2 separate regions of the Homo sapiens genome follow, and region 1 is linked to region 2. A link is a contact called in ENCODE Hi-C or POLR2A ChIA-PET data. All regions are on one chromosome and are shown on one strand. The core of a region is the stretch at or near the end of the contact, and the rest is flanking DNA. Distances in the headings are between cores, read along the strand shown.

Region 1 (7,050 bases), core at 2,651-5,150, 5.3 Mb before region 2:
TAACAAACACTGGGATGTGGTATGTTGGTGCAAAAAAGTAATTGCGGTTTTTGCCATTGAAAGTAATGGCAAAAACCGCAATAACTTTTGCATCTACCTAATATGTGTTGGGGGTTGGGGGTGGATATTAGGGAGGGGCAAGTCCATGAAGCTGCAAGGATCATGCATGCCCAAGTCCCAGAGGCAGGCAGGCCCCAGCGGCCCCAGACAGGCAGAGACACACGCCTAGGCCTAAAGGCTTACAGGTCAAGTTACACCAAGGGTGCAGTTAAGACCTCAAATCCCTCTCCAAAGTCAGGGGCTTAGAGCTTGCCAGAAATTTCAAGTAGGTATGTATTCAAGCCTCAGATTTTTTATTTTGTTAATTTCCTCTGGTTACTCATAGACAGCTCTAGCCTAACGGGTTGGAGCAAAACTTGCTTCAGTGGATCCTTCGGAGAGAAATCCACAGGTCTGGGATTCCCACCATCAAAGAAAATGATCTTCTAATCACATCTTCCCTCAGAGGGCTAGGATGCAGTCTAGAAGCATCTACGGAGCCCCTCCCTGAAGCAGTTTGTTTCTACTCTAGGCGTCCTGAGGGCAGGGACTGGGCTTCGTTGTCTTTGTCCCCAAAGGCAAGCCTCCACTGTTGTTAAATGTTTGTGGAAGGAGCCTGAATTTGGGTAAGGAGCAGAATTACAAAGGGACCTAAAGACTTTGTCCCGGAGGTGTGCTTAATAGATATGGATGATAATTGGGAAAAGGAAAACAGATTACTAACAGCTAGCCCTAAGAAAACCGAAATACTTCATTTAAAATGGAAGGAAAGAGATGGGGAGAGGGAGATGTCTCAGAGAAAATAAGAAACGTTTTTTTTTTGTTTTTGTTTTTAACTTAAGCTATGATTTCAGGAGAAAGAGGTCCTGGAACGCCAGGAACCAGGGAGGACTTCCACCTGGAAGCAATGTGGTAGAAGGAGACCCACTGAGGGCCTGCATATGCCCAGCAAATGGCCAGGTGCCTTTGTTTGTTTGTTTGTTTGTTTTTTGAGACAGGGTCTCCCTCTGTTACCCAGGCTAGAATGCAGTGGCATGATCTTGGCTTACTGCAGCCTCAACCTGCAGGCTCAAGTGGATTCTCCCATCTCAGCCTCCCAAATAGCTGGGACTACAGGCATGCACCACCACACCTTGCTGATTTTTGTATACTTTTGTAGAGATGGGGTTTCGCCAGGTTGCCAGGTTTCTCTTGAACTCCTGGGCTCAAGCGATCCACTGGCTTCAGCCTCCCAAAGCAGTGGGATTACAGGCATGAGCCACCGCGCCCAGCCTAAGTGATCTCTTTTAATATTCACCCCAATAGGGGAAGGTAGAGATTGCTGTTCTCACTTTACAGATGGGGAAGCTGGTGGATAACTTGTCAGCTCATAAATGGCAGAGCTAGAATTCCAATCCAGAGGCGTCTCCAAACCTCTATCCAGCGAGCCTTACCCACAGTCCTGTTGCAGCTCCTACTTCTTTTGAGGACACCTTTGGCACTAGGTCATGATGACAGCAATCACCTCCATTCTGGTTGCTTTCTAGTCATAAAGCGCTTTCACACCTGATATCTCATTCCTCTTTACACCCTCCAGACGAGGCTAGCAGAGGGGTCCTGTGCTCTTTGGACACATAAGGACAGCCAGGCTAGCTAAGGGTCAGAGGTGGGAATTAGCGACTTCCCCATGTGAAAGGGAATAGAATCTCGGGACCCCAAATTCACTATGTCAAAGGGAAAGTTTAATCCCAGCACTTTTGGAGGTTGAGGTGGGTGGATTGCTTGAGCTCAGGAGTTTGAGACCAGCCTGGGCAACATGACAGAACCCTGTCTCTACAAAAGAAAAAGTACAAAATATGTAGCTGGGCATGGTGGCGCACACCTGTAGTCTCAGCTACTCAGGAGGGTGAGGTGGGAGGATCGCTTGAGCCCAGGAGGCCAAGGCTATAGTGAGCTACGATTGCAGCACTGCACTCCAGCCTGGGCAACAGAGCAAGACCCTGTCTCCAAAAAAAAAAAAGGGGCGGGGCTGGGGGGGACGTTAAGCTTGGAAACCACAGAAGCTGCTTTCCTTTTGTTCCCAGATAGCTGCAGTTTCACAACCCTGTTGACACAGGGTTTCCTTTGCTCCCCTTAGACGTACTGAGTAGGAGACAATGCATCATTGACTTTTTCTTCTATTCCCTTTCACATGTAAAATGTAGACTTACAGACACTAAATCAGAGCCTCACACGCTTGTGACCTCAATGCCTTTCCTCCCTCTCTCCCTCTTCTTTTCCTTTCCTGCTTGCTTTTTCTCTTTTAAATACAGAAGTTCCCAAAACCTTTTTGGAAAAAAGGTGATTTTTCCCCGGTGGATCCTCAACCTTGGCTAACTAAACCTCTATTTGATTGAGATCTGCCTTAGTCACTTTTTGGTTTACATCCATGATAACCCCGCCAGGGTTTGAATCCACAGTGTCTGCCTCCCAAGTGGCTCCAAACCCTACCTTTCCCTCCAGATGTCCAGTTCAGAATTTGATTTTACTTATTATTCATTTATTTTTTTTTTTGAGATGGAGTCTACCTCTGTCACCCAGGCTAGAGTGCAATAGCGCGATCTCGGCTCACTGCAACCTCCACCTCCCAGGTTCAAGCGATTGTCCCGCCTCAGCCTCCTGGGTAGCTGGGATTACAGGCGCCCACCACCATGCCCGACTAATTTTTGTATTTTTGGTAGAGATGGGGTTTCGCCATGTTGGCCAGGCTGGTCTCAAACTTCTGACCTCAAGTGACCCCCCACCTGCCTTGGCCTCCCAAAATGCTAGGATTACAGGCATGAGCCACTGCGCCCAGCCCAGAACTTAATTTTCACAGCAGGATGGAGTGGCCAAACCATTAGCTCTCAAGAGCTGGTTGCTGTCGCACTGCAGAGGGAAACGGAAATGTGCTGTCCCCAGAAAGCAGAATGTTCCTGAGGGCTTAGGGACCTCGCAGCCATGGGGAAAGTCTGGGGCCTTCACCCTCACTTCCTTTAAAAACCGAGGGTGGGGTTCAGCTAGAGGCAAGGGAACTTTTCACTTTGCGCCTTGTCCACTTTAGTTGACTACTTCGCAGCTGGCATTCTACCTTGATAATGATCATTTCAACTGAAACTATTCCTCTAAAAAGAATAGAGTCCAAGGCCTGGGACTTGGATTCAGGCTCTGGGACTCAGGAGTTGATCCTCCTTGACGTTCACCTGGTGCAAATTTAGCCTCAGCTGATACTTAGGAGGCAAAGGCACAGACGGGGATGCGGGGAGCTCAAGGGCTGTCACCCTGTAGAAACATTTCTGACGCCCAGTCCAAGCCTGGCCTCGGGGCTGGCCGGCTCCTCCCCGCTCCCTCGTTTACAGCGAGAGTCTGGGATGGCACCCACGAAGCTGGTGGCGCCAGCCCTCCTGCCCCATCTCCCGACAGTACTGCAGCCAGGTGGTTAGCAGGTCCGGGAGGGAGCAGGAACGAGGAACGCCACCCGGGCTGGAGTTCTTGGTTTCTTGCCCCGGCTCGAATGGGGAAGAGCCTCAAAAGAGCCTCGCGCCAGGCCCCCGGAGGGAGACGCGCCCCTGGCCCTGGGGGCCCCAGTGGGGGTTCGCGGCCGGAGCGCAGGCTGGGGCGGGAGTGTCTCCCGGAAGCCGGGCGGGCCCAGGCTGCCCCATACGGAGTTGGGAAAGTCTCAGGCTTTCAGTTTGAACCGAGGAGGCCGAGCAGTCGGGCAGAGGTTCCCGACGGCCATTGGCTGCTGCGGCGCCGTGACATCAGCGCAGAGGGGTGCGCGGGGAGGGTTGCGCGGGGCGGGCGCGGGCGGAGCCTGGAAGGGGAGTGTCCTGGAGGCTCCCAGCCCTGAAAGCCCGAGAGCCAGAGGGAAACAAACGCCGGCGCTGACAGGGGCCGCCAGCCCCTCCGCCGCGCGGAGCCCACGAAGGGGACAGCGCAGCCGGCCCAGAGCTCGGGTCTCCGGGGACCGAGGTAGGCGACGGGCAACCGCCTCTGTCTGTGGTAGCCGCCTTCGCGCTGGGTGCCCTGGGTGGGCTTGGGGGTCTCGAGTCCCCCTGTGGGGCAGAGAGGATCGAAGCTGGGGATGCGAGGCCGCGGCGCGGGGAGAAGGGCGCGGAGCCCCCACTTCTCGGCGCTCGCGCTTTTCACCGCGCCCACCGCGGTGCCTGGGACCCTAAGCTGCGCACCTAGTGTCCTGGCAGAGCGGGATGTGTGGAGGAGGAGGTGGCAGGGAGCCGGGCGCAGCGTTGCCGGGACTCCATTTCCTCTCTCCACGCTGGAACTCCCGGCCCTGGCCAAGGGTGCCGCTGAGGGGGTTGGGGGCCGGTTTTAAAGGGCCTCCCCCTTCCCAGGAATGGGGTGTGTGTCGGTGTGGGCAGGAGCGCAGCAATCGGCGGCGCGCGGCCCGCGATCTCCGCGAGGGGGGCGTGTGTGCGCCCGGAGTTCTCCATGAATAAGAACCGAATTCTCCGCCTGTACGGGCAGAGGCGTGTACACATCTCGCTCTCGTACACACACTGCAGCACACGCCACCCAATGTCACCCGGCCGGGAAGCCAGAGGGAAGGAGCTGTCTGGAAGGGAATGGCCGAAGGAACAAATGGTCCTCCTTTCCCCTACTCCCGCCCCGCGAACCCTTCCCTCCCCCGCCAGGCTCCCGCCCCGCCCGCTCCCTCGGAAGCCCGGGAGGCCGAGGCGCCTCCTGGCGGGGTGCGGGGGGAGGGCAGTCGAGCCACCCGCCCCCTTGGAGCCGGGGAGACGGCCGCTCCTGGGCTAGTGCGCCCCGAGCTCAGCGCGCTCAGCGGGATCGCAGGCGGGAGCGGTCGGTTAATGATTTAATCGCCCGCTTGGGGCGGGTGCGCGCGGATCGGCCGTCCCTGGCCCCGCCCCCTCTCCGGAGCGCCCCCAGCCGGGGTTACAAAACTGCCCCCTGCCCCCGGCGCGTCCCCCAGGAGCCATCCTGCCCGCGGGGATCCCGTCAGCCGGTGAGTGCCCCGGCCGGGAGGGCTGGAGAGCTGGGCGGGAGCCGGGGCTGAGGCTGAGCCAGCTTCCTGGGAGAGGACTGAAGTGCGTGTGTGTGTGTGTGTGTGTGTGTGTGTGTGTGTGTGTGTGTGTGTGTGTGACTGGGGGAGGGGTGCTCGCTGCTAACTCAAACCAGGTTCCCTGTGTTTTCCCAGTGACTGCGGCCTCGGCTTTGGAAGTTTTCTTTTTCTCCCTGGGAGAATGGAGGGGAAATACAATGCCTTTTCTTTTCTCGTTGCCTCTGGAACTTCTCTCTCTCCACGACTCCCACCCCTTGCAATCTGACCGGCTCCCACATCCCTTACTGTGTGCCCGGTGCCCACTGTTTGCCCAGATAGCTGAGCAGCTGGATCCGGGTGGAGTCCTTGGGAGCCCCCGTCGCTGCGAAGCCCCCTGCCCTCCCCTGAGGGTCCAGGGTGCTGGAGGGAAAATCTCTCTCTCGTCCGAACCCCAGCAGCCATCTGTACCAGAGAAATGTCCCATCCAGCGAGTGTAAATAATGAGGGGCCGGTGACAGGGGCCTCCTGCAAGGCGACTTCTTTGGCAGTCTGGGTTTCCAATAACTCCCTCAGCCCCCGCCCGCTTCTGAGGCTAGGGTGGAGGAGGGACCACCAGCAGGGTGGACTGAATTTTAAGAGAACAAAGAACAGGCCACAAAGGAAGGGATTGCTGAGCTGCGGATTTCTGATTTCTCCCAGAAATCGGGAGTTGGCTGGGACTGAGCCAGGCCCTAAGAGAGCCCCTGGCAGCCCCAGGGGCTCCTGGGGCAATAACAGGGCATCCACCAGGATCTCCTGAGGCTCTATCTCTGCTGAGAAGCCAGTGCCTACTGAATGCGGGGGTGCCCTGCCGGTTCCTGCTCTCATCAACTGCCCTGTGTGAGCTGCACATGTGACTGACTGATTAGTGGGGTGGCTTATCTCCTCTGAACTTGGACTTTGCCTCTCCACTCCTTGAAGACAGCTGCTCCTTCCCACAAGGGGTGTTCAGTGAATTTGGGGAGATCCCAAGTGGATTCCCAGGCATCCTGGTGGACCCCTGCAGGGACTAGGAGGGGCCCGCTGTGATCATATGGGCGGTGGTTCTGGGGTGAGTCTCAGCGCCTCCCCTCTGAAATCTCCCTGAAGTCCTAGGGTCCCTGCACACAGAGGGCAGCTTGCTCCTGCTCTGCTGTACAGCCTAGGCCTGTGCTGTGAATGATTCTCCATTTTCTGGGGTTTCTGCCTCTCTCTTTTTGGATTCCTCTTCTCTTTTCCCCTCGTTTCTCTCTTTCCCTTGCCCACCCACCGTGCTTGTCCCCATCCTCTGTACCCTGCCTCCACTGTGCTGCTGCCTCTGGAACCCGACAGCACCTCACAGAACCAGAGACCAAGGAGTCAGAAGCAAAGGGAGGTCTCATGTATAAAGGTCAGGGGAGTGAGTGTTGACCTGGGAGAGGAATCTTACACCAGTCTTTTGATTTTAAAAATAATTTTTATTTTATTTATTAATTTTTTGAGACCAGGTCTTGCTCTGTCACCCAGGTTGTGGTGCAGCGTCATAGTCAAGGCTCACTGCAGGCTGGACCTCCTGGGCTCAAGCTATCCTCCCACTTCAGCCTCCTGAGTAGCTGGGACTACTGGCGCCCACCACCACGCCCAGCCATTTTTTGTATTTTTTGTAGAGGTGGGGTTTCACCATGTTGCCCAGGCTGGTCTTGAACTCCTGAGCTCAAGGGATCTTCCCCCACCTCGGCCTCTCAAAGTGCTGGGCATACAGGTATGAGCCACTGCACCTGGCCAACCCTTTTTTTTTTTTTTTTTTTTGGAGACAGAGCTTTGCTCTGTTGCCCAGGCTGGAGTGCAGTGGCACAATCTTGGCTCACTGCATCCTCCACCTCCCGGGTTCAAGCAATTCTCCTGCCTCAGCCTCTGCAGTAGCTGGGATTATAGGTGCATGCCACCACGCCCGGCTAATTTTTTTTTGTATTTTAGTAGAAACAGGGTTTCACTGT
Region 2 (6,407 bases), core at 681-3,180:
ACAGAAGGCAGGAAAGAAGACAATTACTAATTGCAAACAGAGAAAAAGATGTTCACAGATAGTTAAAACCGTTAAGACTAGAAATGTTAAGTTTACTTGAATTTCTAAGAAAAGTCCCTACTGATTTTCTGGATTTCACGTAACTCATAAACTAAAATACATTTTTTACCTGGTTGTTGCGGTTTTCCTGCAGCGGAGAAGTAGCATCATCAGGAAATGAGCTTACATTTCTCCTCTTCAGCATCTGGTCATCCTTCTTAGCTTTCCTCAGCTCCACATTGACCTCTATTCTGCGACGCCTCATTTCCTTGAGAAAAGATAACATGCCGTTTCACCTATCACACCAGTTTTTGTTGCTAAGTGAGGGCATTTTTTTTTTAAATACCTCAGTTTTCACCCCTTTCCAAATGTCTTCCCATTTAAATACCACCACAGGAAAGCAACAGAAGGTACTCACTGTACTGTCTTTTCCCTTGTTCTTGAATCTGTGAAGACGGGCAGCTGGTGTATTAGCATTCTCGTTGGTGGACATGGTTATGAGACAAAGGGAGAAAGCTAAAAGATGGGGGAAGAGAAAAATATTTCCTTTATCATTTTCCTTTGTCAATAATAGTACCAAATAAGAACTGAATTATCAAGCATCTACTGAATCCACACCTGTATACTAGAGGGGGGATCATCATGTTTTCGGCACTATGAAATAGCTTTACCCAAAGGGGAAGTGTCCCCCTTCCCTCTAAAGGGCTGAGACTTCCTGGAGAGGGCTCTCCATCAGAAATAGAATGCAAGCTATATAAATTGAAACTTCCTAGTAGCCATATTTTTAAAAAGGAGAAAAGAAACAAGTGAAACTAATTTTAATAATGTATTTTACTTAACCCAACATATCCAAATAGTATTTCAACGTGTTATCAATATATAAAATAACTGACATCTTCTACATTCTTTTTCCATACTCCATCTTTGAAATCTTTTGTGTACTTTAAGCTTACAGCGTATTTCAATTTGGACTAGCCACATGTATCCACCGTTTCTGACAGCCTAGTTCGATACTCCAGAGTCCCTAATAGTTAATTCAAGACAAAGTAGGGGAACCAAGTCAACTTACAGCTAAAAATTATGTGCCAGGGCAATAAATTCAGATCCTCAGGAGGCTCTCCCTATTTTACTGTCTTTACTTGGCCAAAATAGGTGCAGACTCGAAAATTAAATAAAAATTTGCTTCATCATTACATTATGGTCAACATTAAAAATGCAGTGCCGCATCTCGCATATTTGATTTGCATTTCCAGAGACTAGGAGTGAATGCGCTTAATTAGGATGACATCAGCTGTGCGTCATTCAGAAGATGACAAAAGTCAAAGCCCTCCTTACAATTTGCTATCTTTGCTTTCATTACGCTCGCCTACGACTTGGTGGCAGAGCCACCCCCGGGGCCTAGGTGTCAGAGACGGTGCTCCCAACTGCCACCCCCAGCCCCTGCCCCCACGCCGGGGAAGATGCAACGAGAAAGGAGGAGGCGAAACCAGGGCCGCCACAAGTCCTCCCGGGACATTCGCCCTCAAGCCTGGCTCGCTCCGATTCTCCCGGCCGCGACGCGTTAAGGCCTCCGCTGCCGTTTGCAGAGCGTCGGCGCCCTAAACCCGCAGACCCCGCGAAACTCAGCCGCCTGGTCAATGAACGTCGCCCCCGAGGCCTAGTCAACGCGGGAGGCAGAGCCAGGCTCGGCGTGGACCCGGGGCCTCCCTCCCCCAACCCAAAAGGCGAACGCCGCCCACGGGCAAGCCGTTAGCGCTCGGGCCGGGCCGCCGCCTGAGTCTGTACCTGCGAAGCGGGCCTGGGCTTCCACGGGAGGCGATGCGGGGGGAATCAGCGGCTGTAGGGCGACTGCGTTCAAAGGGTCCACCTCGACTCAGCTCAAAGACCGTGTGGCTCGTGCAGCCGGCCGGCGCGATTTAAATTTCCCGGTGACTCCGCATTCCGATTGGCTGGTTCGAGCCTAAGCTGTGTGCCCATTGGTGGATTTGAAAAACACGTTGGGAGGGGAGGGAGTCATAGGGCTTGGGGGCGAGTGGGAGGGGGGAAAGAAAAAAAAAAAAAGAGGATGGCATCGCGAGATGAGGGAGCGGCCGGGCGGTGAGGGAGCGGCCGGGCGGTGAGGGAGCGGCCGGGCGGTGAGGGAGCGGCCGGGCGGTGAGGGAGCGGCCGGGCGGTCCCTGAGCGCCTGGCGGGGCGGAGCGGGAGGACTCCAGATCCCGTCAAGCAGCGCGAAGGGGCGGTTCCCTGGGCCGTTCGTGTTTCCATAGGGTTGAAGCGTGCATGGTCCTTGGGCGTTTTCCTGGGCGACAGCCTTAAACAAATACCACAAAATGATTCTCTAAGTCATTATTTTAAAAACTTTGTTGTTGATCTTCATGAAAATAAAAAAATTCTAATTAGTAAATAAGTAATCTTTATAGAAAAACATATTGCTTTGCATTTTTTTCCTATTATGACACCCAAAGTACTCGGCGGGGGTTTCTGGCTACTATGGGAGGGAAGATTTGTGTTATATTTTTTAGTTTAGTTTTTTTTTAATTGCATCATAAAAGACTGTATAGAAGCCGCAAATATGGAAACAAAAGGTTTCTTATGCCTGTTTCTCCAAAAACTCAAGTTTTTTATTTTTAAATAATTTCAAATGCAGCAGAATTGCAAATCTTTATCCAGATTTGCCAAATCTTAACATTTTGCCACATTTGCTATTGCTTTCTCTATACATATATATGTATACATATGCACGCGTGTACATATGTGTGATTTTAATATGTTACTTTAAGAGAAAGTTTCAGAATCATGTCCTTTTTCCTCTGTTTCACGGTGTCTCTCCTAAGAAAAGACATTCTCTTATATAACCACACTGCAGTCATCAAATTCAGAAAAACTGAAATTTCATGCTGTTGTTTAGTATGTAGTGTGTGTTCAAGTTTTTTCAATTGTTATAGTAACATTCTATGCTCATTACACATTTCTGAATTTTGCATTTTTTGCCATATGCTCAAACGAACAAACAAAACAAAGATGGTCAACAGAGCATCAGGATTCTGGGCCATTTTTGTTTCTGCAATTTTTTTGTGTTCTAAAAGATTACATTTTAGAAAAGTTTTCATGGTTTATTTCTTACTATAAATAAATTCAAACAGCAAGTTTGTCCATTTTTGCAGGCATTAATGCCAGCCTCATTCATCGTAAAGCCAGAGTTCATAAAGGGTTGGACCTACTCTTAATCAGCATAATCCCATCCCCCTAAATGCAAGAATGTGGAAGGAATTCACCCCTAAACCAATCACTGTGTGGCATTCTCTCAGCTACTGAGAATGGTTCAGGGGCAGGCACATGACCTAAATTCATCCAGTTGGACAGCCTCTGCCTTTTGTTTACTGGTTGGAGGTAGGAAAGCAGCCTCTGTTCTTCTGAACTAAGGGATGTGAGTCCTAGAAATCTGAATAAGAAAACTGTAGGGAAACCTTGAGAGGTCTGACCTGCTCTATCTCTGAAGGTTTGCAGGTAGGAGATCCGATACACATTTCTTTTGTATTGTCAAGTTGAGTTTCTTCTCTTTTTTTTTTTCTTTTTTTTCTTTTCTTTGAGACAGGGTCTAGCTCTGTCGCCCAGGCTGGAGTGGAGTGGCACGATCTCAGCTCACTGCGACCTCTGCCTCCTGGGCTGAAGCCATCCTCCCACCTCAGCCTCCCAAATAGCTGGGACTATAGGTACACACCACCACGTCCAGCTAATTTTTGCATTTTTTGTAAAGACAGGGTTTCACTATTTTGCCCAAGCTGGTCTCGAAGTCCTGAGCTCAAGCAATCCACCCACCTCAGCCTCCCAAAGTGCTGGAATTATAGGCCTGACCACCATACCAAGCCAAGTTGAGTTTCTTTTGCTTGAAAATACTGACTACTATGTGCCCAGAAGTGTTCTGAGTGTTTACCATATATTAATACACTTGATCTTCACAACTGTGAGGTAGTACTGTTATTTGCTCTATTTCACAAAAGAGAGCACTGAATCACAAGTGTTTATGTAACTTGTTCCAGGGTCACACAGCCAGTAAATGGCAAAGACAGGATTCAGCCATAAGCAGTCTGGTTCCAGGATCTGTGTTCTGAACCACTATTCTGTACTTGCACCTAAAAACAACCTGAAACAGAAGTATAATGCCCAAAATTGCCTTTGAAAGATACGATATCGTCGGGCACAGTGGCTCACACCTGTAATCCTAGCACTTTGGGAGGCTGAGGTGGGCAGACCACCTGAGGTCAGGAGTTCAAGACCAGCCTGGCCAACAAAGGGAAACCCTGTCTCTACTAAAACATACAAAAAATTAGCTGGGCGTGGTGGCAAGCACCTGTAACCCCAGCTACTTGGGAGGCTGAGGCAGGAGAATTGCTTGAATCTGGGAGGCAGAGGTTGCAGTGAGCCGAGATCACACCATTGCACTCCAGCCTGGACAACAAGAGCGAAACTCCATTTCAAAAAAAAAGACTAGCCTGTCCAACATGGCAAAACCCTGTCTCTACTAAAAAATATAAAAAATTAGGCAGGTGTGGTAACACACACCTGTGGTCCCAGCTACTCAGGAGGCTAAGATACAAGCATCACTTACACCTGGGAGGTAGAGGTTGCAGTAAGCTGAGATGGTGCCACTGCACTACAGCCCAGGCGACAATGCAAGACGCCGTCTCAAAAAAAAAAAAAAAAGTCCTATCATTTATGACCAAGTTTTAGCTGATGTGTTAGTCCACTAGCATAGTCCGCTTAGGTTACCATAACAAAGTACTACAGGCTGGGAGGCTTAGATAACAAACATTTATTTTTCTCACATTTCTGGATCACGAAATCTGAAATAAGGGTGCCAGAGTGGTCAGTTTCCAGGAAGGGCCCCCCTCTTTGGCGTCCAGATGACCATCGCCTAATTGTGTGCTAGCATGATCTCTTCATTTTAGCACAGAGAAGGGAGAGTGAAAGCTCTCTGGTGTCTCTTCTTTTTTTTTTTTTTTTAGATGGAGTCTCGCCCTGTCACCCAGGCTGGAGTGCAATGGCGCGATCTCAGCTCACTGCAACCTCTGCTTCCTGGTTTCAAGTGATTTTCCTGCCTCAGCCTCCCAAGTAACTGGGATTACAAGTGCATGCCACCACACCTGGCTCATTTTTGTATTTTTAGTAGAGATGGGGTTTCACCATGTTGGCCAGGCTGGTCTTGAACTCCTGACCTCATGATCCACCCACCTCAGCCTCCCAAAGTGCTTGGATTACAGGCATGAGCCACTGCGCCCGGCCTGATGGCTCTTTTTATAAGGACACTAATCTCATCATGAGGGCCCCACCCTCATGAATTCATCTCAACCTCCCAGAGGCCCCATTTCCAAATACTATCATACTGGGAGTTAGGTTTTCAACATATGAATTTTTGAGGGGGATGCAAACATTCAGTTCTTAATATCCATTCACCAGCCTGGGCAACATAGCGAGATGCCCTCCTCCAAACCACCATCTCTACAAAAATTAAAAAAAAAAAAAAAATTAGCAGAGGCTGGGAGCAGTGGCTAACGCCTGTAATCCCAACACTTTGGGAGGCCGAGGCAGGTGGGTCACTTGAGGTCAGGAGTTCAAGACCAGCCCAGCCAACATGGTAAAACCCTGTCTCTACTGAAAATACAAAAATTAGCCAAGCGCGGTGGCTCGTGCCTGTAGTCCCAGCTACTCGGGAGGCTGAGGCACAAGAATCGCTCGAACGCAGGGGCAGAGGTTGCAGTGAGCTGAGATTGTGCCACTGCACTCCAGCTTGAGCAACAGAGTGACACTCTGTCTAAAAAAATAAATAAATAAAAATAAAAAATTAGCCAAGCATGTTGGTATATGCCTGTAGTCCCCGCTACTTGGGAGGCTGAGGTGGGAGGATGGCTTGAGCCTGGGAGGTGGAGGCTGCATTGAGCCGAGATTGTACCACTGCATTCCAGCCTAGGTGGCAGAGTGAGATGCTGTCTCAAAAAAAAAAAAAAAAAAAAATCCATTCAGATTATCTTCCTTCAAAATATGAATGTTGAGTTAAAACATGCAAAGAAAGAAAGAAAGGGGCCTGGAGCTGAGCTGGCTGAAAGACATAGGACCACCAGCTACTGAGGCTGAGGCCCTTTAGTTACTGTCTTTCTAGGCCGTCTTGTAAACTCATGTTTCAGTTCTGTGAACTATACAACATCCCTCAAACACACCACTTTCTCAATTTTTTCTTCTTTTTGAGACAGGGTCTTGCTCTGTCATCCAGGCTGGAGTGCAGTGGCACGATCAGAGCTCCCTGCAGCCTCAACCTCCTGGGCTGAAGTGATTCTCGTACATCGGCCTCCCAAGTAGCTGAGACTACAAGC

Evidence for each region. A loop is a pair of places that touch in the nucleus more often than their neighbours do. ChIA-PET counts read pairs that join two places held with the same protein, here RNA polymerase II (POLR2A). Pooled maps may share reads with other maps.
Region 1: a pooled map shows a loop between it and region 2 (6-fold over the local background). The contact joins the promoter of CDC42EP4 here to the promoter of KPNA2 in region 2. A Hi-C loop is called at or near these places in 1 of 50 pooled maps. POLR2A ChIA-PET finds 5 or more read pairs at or near these places in 2 of 52 experiments (PC-9 and WTC11).

The regions. Positions count from the first base shown.
Region 1 is chr17:73,308,851-73,315,900 of GRCh38, reverse strand. CDC42EP4 (CDC42 effector protein 4) reads left to right here and starts at 3,900. Exons shown (of 2, transcript NM_012121.5): 1 at 3,900-4,008. RefSeq lists silencers at 3,522-3,681, 3,752-4,011, 4,462-5,011, 5,022-5,151.
Region 2 is chr17:68,031,258-68,037,664 of GRCh38, reverse strand. It overlaps KPNA2 (karyopherin subunit alpha 2), which reads right to left and starts at 1,930. Exons shown (of 11, transcript NM_002266.4): 1 at 1,825-1,930; 2 at 458-555; 3 at 170-307. The coding sequence starts at 532. RefSeq lists enhancers at 1,398-1,617, 1,637-2,184 and a silencer at 2,148-2,197.